2 separate regions of the Mus musculus genome follow, and region 2 is linked to region 1. Evidence: chromatin contacts called from ENCODE POLR2A ChIA-PET data. All regions are on one chromosome and are shown on one strand. Each heading gives the region's core, a stretch centred on a gene start or an enhancer-like site at or near the end of the contact. The rest is flanking DNA. Distances are from core to core; before and after follow the strand shown.

Region 1 (3,782 bases), core at 728-3,227:
AGAGCTGCATTTCCTGTGTCCCAGACATCCAGGCCATACATAGCTTTATTGGCTTTATAGACAGCCCTAACCAACATCCAGCTCAGGTCAGGTTACTGGGTGCCAGGCGGAGATCCAGAACAGGCAGGGCTGAGAGTACAAGGAAGACAGCAAAGCAGAGATGTGGGCCTAGGCTGTCGGCCAGCACGCCGGCTAGGGTACCTGGGAGCAGCTTGCCCAACAGTTCCAGAGTGGCCAGGAAGCTGTAATGTGTAGCCTAGGAATGGTAATGCAGATCAGGGCCGAGTGACTCTCTACCCCTGCAGTCCCTGGGCATCCCTACCCTTCCCTCTTACCTGCAGGGCTCTGGGTGCTAGCTGGCTACAGTGCATCATCACAGTGAATGTGGCAGTGGTGACCACACCCCCAAAAAACTGTTGTAGACATAGGCTTAGCAAAACTGCCCCTGGAAGAACAAAGAAAGGTCAGTGGGAGCCTGGGTTCCTGCCCCCTACCCCCCAATGTCCACCTCTTACCTCTCATGACTGTGCCAGGGTCCACGCTGGCCCCTGGGCTGTTGAGGTGGAAGAGCAGAGCAGTCTGGCAAGCCAAACTCCCAAGGCGGAGCTGCAGCACTGTCTTCAACAGCTTCAGTGGCTGCCTGGGGTGGGAATTGAGAGATGCTATGGTAAGATCACCTGGGACACCGGTGGAATTGAGGGTCAGGCTAGGGTTGGGGAGTGCTTACCAGTGCCTGGCCAGTAGAGCCCCACCCAAGGAGGAGCCAGCAATGGAGCAGGTCACAGCACCCAAGCCACTCCATAGCCCCAAGTCTGAGGCAGAAGCACCATGGTCCAGCAGGAGAAGTGGAAACAGGCTGCCAGCACCCTGCTCACCTACAGGAGACCGTAAGCAAGGATGGCCCCAGTCTTTCTTCCAGGAGCCTCAGTACTCCAACCAGTCAGGCCCCTGGTCCCCTTCATTTTCATGGGCCCCAGATGTTAGAAGAGAAAGGGCTGGGCATTGGCTGGAGCTGAGGGAAGTTAAGAGGTGAAACAAAACTGAGCTACAGAGCTCTGGGCTGGTATTCCAGCATAGGGCAGTCCCCTGAGTGGGTTTCAGGGCCCTAGGGACCAACATAGAGTTTGGGCTCTAAGCTCGATGGTAACTAACTGCAGGCCTCACTCACCCAGCTTGTAGGTGAGCACAAAGCCCGCTGTCCAGAGGGTCCCAGGCACAGCCAGCAAATCTTGTAGAAGATAGGAGCTGTGGGGTGTATGCTCTGAGGCCTGAGGCCATGGCAGCCTTCCCAAGGCTGGTGCAGCCCAGGCTAAGGCAGCAGCCAGCCAGTAGGTGGCAGCTAGGAGCAAAAAGAGCAGTGGCCAAGAGAGAGTGGGGAAGAGGACCAACAGTCCACCCCCAGCCAGTGCTGATCCCAGCTTGTAAGCGACCACCTGTACAGTGTTCCCAGGTCCCAACTCCTTTGGCTCTAGGAGTTGCACAGCGAGTGTGTCCAGAGCCACATCCTGCACCGCTGCACCCAGATTCAGCAGCAGTAGCAGCCCCATCACGGTGGTAGGTAGCCCTGTTTGGCCAGCTTGCGGAGGAGGCAACACAGCCAGCAGTCCACACACCAAGCCCAGGGACAGTGTGCTGAGTGTTAACCAGACCCGCGGGGTGCCCCGCCTGTCCACCAGCGGTGCCCACGCCAGCTTTAACAGCCATGGAGCATACAATCCCTTGGTTAGACCCACGCGCGTTAGGGAGAGGCCACGGGCCCGCAGTAAAATGGGAAGCAAACTGGACTGCAGTCCATAGGGCAGACCCTGCACAAGATAGAGGCCGGCCAGCGGCAGCAACTTCCCATGCATGGCCCGTTCGTGGTGGGATCGGACGGCTCAGGATGAACAGTCAGGGTCTGGTCCTCCTACATAGGGCCGGGGACAGTCAGGCTGTAATCCCGACACGCACACTGGGACCAGAAATCCCGGAAGTACCGAAGCTGGGAGAAAAATGCGGAGCGATAGACCGGTCCTATCGCATGGTGGGACCGCAGTCTTGCACAGCCCATAACTACCGGCATGCTTTGCGCAGGGGTCAGGGTGAGGGAGAGGCGGGGCAACCCGGGCTGGGGGTGGAGCCAACCCCCTACTAGTCCTCAATTGGCCTAAAACCCAAATGTTAAGCAGGTTACTGATACCTACACAGACCCAAATCATCTGCTCTGGCGCCCCTCGTGCCAAACCTGGACACGACAGCCTGCTGCTCACAATGCCAGCGGGTAGATGTGAGTGGCTAGGAAGGAAGCTGAGGTAACAGGCTGGTCTCAAAGGTATCTTCCTGTCTGCTGAATGGATACCAGATCCGTTCCAGAAGAAGCATTTTCACTTTAGCGGTTTTTTGTTTGTTTGTTTGTTTGTTTGTTTGGTTTTATGTGTGTGTGGATAGGTTTTCTTTATAGAACTTACTTTGTAGACCAGGCTGACCTCAAACTCAGTATCTTCCTGCCTCTGTCTCCCAAGTGCTGGGATTAAACGGGTGCGCCACCACTGGCGGGCTCACCACGCCCAGCTCCCGAAGCATTTCTAATACTTAGCTCACAGAGCCAATACTTTGCCCCACAATGCATTTAGCACTGCTCCCCATTCCTTGCTGAGACTGTGGCTTCAGAGCTGCCCCCAGGTCAGTGACCACAGAAGCAGGAGTTTTGTGGGGAAGGGCAGGACCTAGTCAGCTATTGCCCGTGATACCCACTTCCTTTTCAGTATTCAGTGAGGGTAGTTAGTCCAGACCACGTGATTCTGGCTCTGCAGGGAAGGCTCATGCCCAGTCTCTCCCCCTTCTCAGAGTTGTGCCCTCCCAAGTCCACAATGAGACTGTTAAATGAGGCCTTGGGTTAACTGACTCAATTATAGTAGATAACTGGGTGGAACTTCTTTTGTGTTTGGACACAGTGTCCAAGTCCTAGCACCCTGGCACTGCCTTGCTTCCACGGAGGGGCTATCCTGCCACTTCCAGATAGTCTCAGGATCTAAGTGTTCACATCTATAAAATGGGTTCTACTTTTGGGGCATGATTGTAAACCCCTATAATTTTGCTCTTCAGGCTGAGGCAAGAGAAGAATGAGTTTAGGTTGCCCTGGATACCTTAGCTGTTTAAAGGGGTGGCAGGCAGGATATAGTTCAGTGGTCCTGAGTCCAATCCCCAGTACCACAAAACTTAGGGGATGGAGGACGGCTTTGCCTACCGCAGAGGAACACTGCAGACCAAACAAGTTGAACCCCAGCAGTGTCTACTGTGCACAGGGGCTCATCCTGAGCCTCCCAGTCCAGGATGTATCTTTCCATTAGCACACATCTGCCCCAAGGGTTCCTAAATGTGCTTTGCAAAAGGACCTCCCCTGCTCTGCTCTGCCGGAGGTGGGCACCGCCCAAGCCCTTGCTGTCAGTCCTAACTTGGCTGTAAGAGCTGAATACCTCCCTACTGTGGTTGGCACACACGGCTGTGTCCCGGAGCAAGGTTACTGTTTCTGACACAGCCTCTGAGGTCTCTTTCCCCTGCATTCCCTCAGACCTCACCCCCTCCCAAAGTGGTTCTGTTGCGGCCCTAAAAGGCAGATGCTCTGCCGTCACACCTTTTACTGGCATGTTAGTTGATTTTATGTAACCGATCATCACATGCCCCACACTTAAGACTGAAGACCTAGCCCACAGATGCACTGTCTCAAGCCAAATGTAGGAATGACGATCTGGAGGGTCCTCCCTTCCCTGGGAACCATCCTTAGCAACTCCTCTAGATGCCGT
Region 2 (3,757 bases), core at 756-3,255, 200 kb before region 1:
ACGTAGGGAACACGGGAAGAGCCGACAGCCCAGGACCTCCCTGCTGCAGATCCTCCCAGCACAGCAACAAGAAAAGCCCACTCACTCAGTTCTTGGTTACTTACATTCATGGCCACACCCCGCACACGTGGCCAGCAGTTCCTCTTTGCCTTGTACTTGTGGTAGGCACGGCCAGCCTTTAAGATAGGCTTGTCAATTCTGCCCCCACCAGCCACAACACCTGAAAAGTGACACAACACCTCTGAGACATGCACCATTCACCATTAGTCTATGGCAGAAATCTACAACCCCACAGAAGTCCAGCAAGCTCTACCTAGGAAACCCCTTACCCTCTGCAAACTGACACTTTGACAGGTGAGGCAAGGACCATGCCTGTATTAAAGCAAACTGTTGACTCAGCCCAAGTTTCCATGGGGTGCACCTCAATATTCAGTGCCTGATATTCAAGACAGGTCCTTCAACCTCTGAAAACACCTCCCACAAATGGGCAAACCCACCTACCAAACACAGCATGCTTTGACCACGTGCCCTCAGAACTTATCCTATGCAAGGATGAGGTTAGCAGATCCTAAGATGTTTCCAAGTAACTAAACAAGAGATAAGTCATGGCCCCTTTTCACTGACTTGAACATCTTTTAACAGCCACTACTGGTCCTATCTTTTCTAAAATGAACCAACTAAACTCAAGTGCAGGATCAGAATTCCTAGGTCACAGTGCACAAAAGTGTCAAGCGGTGTAATCTTTTTTTAACCTAATTTTATGTATACACAGGCATCTTTACCTACATGTCTGTATCCATACACATTTATACAGTGCCCAGAGACCAGAAAAGAATCAAATCCCCAGGACAGGAATCAGTTAGTTGTTTACGAAGTAGGTATTCTAGCACTCTACAACTAAATCCCCAGTTGCATTCTGTTAGTCTTCTCCCATGACCAAGAAAATAAGCAATGTGGTTCTATGGCCTAGGCCCAGCAGCTGGCAGTTCATATGCCGACCACCCGCGTCTTCAAGGCCCCACTGCCCTCCCGCACTCACCAACAACGGCTCTGTTGGCAGAGGAAATGACCTTCTTGGACCCCGAAGGCAGCTTCACTCGAGTCTTCTTGGTCTCTGGGTTGTGGGAGATGACTGTGGCGTAGTTCCCGGAGGCTCGGGCCAGCTTGCCCCTGTCCCCAGGTTTCTCCTCCAGACAACACACGATCGTACCCTCAGGCATGGTGCCCACGGGCAAAACATTGCCGATATTCAGCTGGGCTGTGGAGAGAGGGGGCAAAACGACTGTTAACGCTAAAAGCCATGCCAAACCCACACCGATCCCAACCCACGAAGCTCAGCTCAGCACCCAAAGTCCCGGGCCCAACCCTTCCTTCCTTCCCCGCCTGGAGGCTCACCCTTCTTGCCGCAGTACACGAACTGTCCAGTGTGGATCCCCTCCGCTGCGATGAACAGCTCTGTCCGCTTCTTGAATCGGTAGGGATCCCGAAAGACGACTTTGGCGAGGGGAGCGCCGCGGCCAGGGTCATGAATGATGTCCTACGGGTCAGGGTGGTGTATTGTATTCTAAGGCCTGCTCGAGACGCCCGGTTCCCCGCCTGCTTAACTCCCGCCGGTGCCCTCCTACCTTTACGATGCCTTTAATGTAGCCGTGTCGCTCCGCGAAGTCCACAGCACGTAGGCGCGCGGCGCCCTTACGGTGCTTCACGTGCGCACGGAAAACAGAACCCGCGCCTTTCCTCTGCCCTCGGATCACACGGCCCATGGCGGCGAGTCTGGAAATGGTTCGAGTTCAGCGTCCAAAAAAATCCCCAGCCTCCTGCCAGCCCCCAAGGCCGAAAGCAACGCCATCCCTCCCTTCTGATCCTGGACGAGTGGGCCAGGCCGCATGACAGACCGCCAAGTAGTTAACGGCGGCGGATGGCGGTGGATAATTTCAAAACCCGCAGCGGACAGAGCACAACTTACCTGCCGGCAAGCAAGGCCGAAAGAGGAAATAGACGGGTCAACGCAGCCTTATCTTCCGGGGCGGGGCCATAACTCCGCCCCTTCCCCAGCGCAATGCCTGTCGGGTCTTGTAGTCACATGCAGGTGTCCTGTGTGTCTACCAAATTGCTGAACCAAGGCAATTGCTGAAACTTGTCGTCCTGGGGAGAGGCAGACTCTGAAGAAACCGACTCAAGAGTCTTACGGAGGAAGGGCGGGAGAGAGGAGGCTTCAAGAGGTGGAAGGATTTGTCCAGGGCAACGCCACGCAGAATCTTGAGCTTCCGAGCTGGGCCCAGACGGAGGAGATTGGATGTGCAGACACTGGAAACCTAGTGCTTTGCCGAACTAGAAGATTGAAATTTGACTGGGTCAGGCGGAGTTCCAGGACAGCCTGGGCTAGAAAACAAGTTCCAGAACAAGCTAGGGCTACAAAGAAAACCCAGTCTGGGGTAGGGGGTTGGGGGTGGAGGGGAGGAAGGAGGTGAAGAAGAACAAGAAGATAATGATTGGGATTTAAGAAGGTCACCTGCGGAGTTCTCAAGATGTCTGGCAAAGAAGCCAAAAGTTAGTGGCCTCAGCAATTGGAAAGAGGGTGGGGGCAATGACCCTGGAGAGCTAAAGCGGGGAAGGAACGCAGCGATGCAGGGCGATAAAGTGGCACAGAGCCCCCCAAACAGAGGTTCTTCATCTGAGTGAAACCTAAGTAGTCAATGGCATAAACGTGTAGACTGAGAGGGAGGTAACTGAGGGTCAGGGTCCCAATTGGTAAGAGAGGTTTGTCAGAACTGGGAGATTTTACATGGCAGAGGCTAAAATTGACATATTGAGGAGGAAGGGACATGGGTTGGTGATCTGACACACTGAAAAGAAGAAGGGACAGGCCAGACGTGGTGGCACATGCCTTTAATCCCAGGGCTTGGGAGGCAGAGGCAGGTGGATTTCTGAGTTCGAGGCTAGCCTGGTCTACGGAGTGAGTTCCAGGACAGCCAGGGTTGTACAGAGAAACCCTGTCTCGAAAAAACAAACAAACAAACGAGGAAAGAACACCGAGTTATCGTCATGGCTCAAGTTCCACAGGATGCTGGTGCACAGGGTATTCCAGAAGGGTAGTGGAGCTTTGGGTGGCAGGGTTCCAGGACTTGCAGAGTGGTAAATCAAGCCACCCAGGGGCAGGGTAAGGAGTTGAGTCAGCCCAGAAGAGAACCAGAATGAAAGATGCCTATACAGAAAAGTCTGTGGGAGGATGCCTGCTAGTGCTTTGTCTTGTGAACCGTGCAGGGCATAGGGCCCTGCCAGCACTAGGGTATATCTCAGCCAACCGGCCCACAGGACAGTTTTGTGAGAGTCTGTAAATGTATGTGCAAGTTTTCAGCCCTGTCACACTCTTCCTATATAGGCATCTGCCACTGGGTTGTCCTTTCAGAAACAAAGACATCTTTAAAAAAAAAAATTGTTGTTTATTTTATATGATCTTCAGCCACACCAGAGGAGGGCATCCGATCTCATTGCAGATGGTTGTGAGCTACCATGTGGTTGCTGGGAATTGAACTCAGAACCTCTAGGTAAAGAGCAGTCAGTGCTCTTAACTGCTCAGCCATCTCTCCAGCCCTGAAAAAAGACACCTTATATATTTATTTATAGACAGGGTTTCTCTGTGTAAACCTGGCTGTCCTGGAACTCACTCTAGATCAGGAGGAACTCAAACTCAGAGATCCATCTGTCTCTTTTGAGTGCTGCCATTAAAGAGGAGCACCCCCACCATCAGGCAATT

What was found. ChIA-PET counts read pairs that join two places held with the same protein, here RNA polymerase II (POLR2A).
Region 2: POLR2A ChIA-PET joins it to region 1 with 15 read pairs in embryonic stem cell. The contact joins the promoter of Rpl8 here to the promoter of Mfsd3 in region 1. POLR2A ChIA-PET finds 5 or more read pairs at or near these places in 3 of 5 experiments (Patski and embryonic stem cell).

Annotation. Positions count from the first base shown.
Region 1 is chr15:76,699,737-76,703,518 of GRCm38, reverse strand. Mfsd3 (major facilitator superfamily domain containing 3) reads right to left here and starts at 1,977. Exons shown (of 5, transcript NM_027122.3): 1 at 1,169-1,977; 2 at 728-875; 3 at 516-640; 4 at 336-445; 5 at 1-256. The coding sequence starts at 1,850. The coding sequence ends at 83.
Region 2 is chr15:76,902,319-76,906,075 of GRCm38, reverse strand. It overlaps Rpl8 (ribosomal protein L8), which reads right to left and starts at 2,005. Exons shown (of 6, transcript NM_012053.2): 1 at 1,967-2,005; 2 at 1,626-1,773; 3 at 1,396-1,537; 4 at 1,040-1,258; 5 at 105-220. The coding sequence starts at 1,763.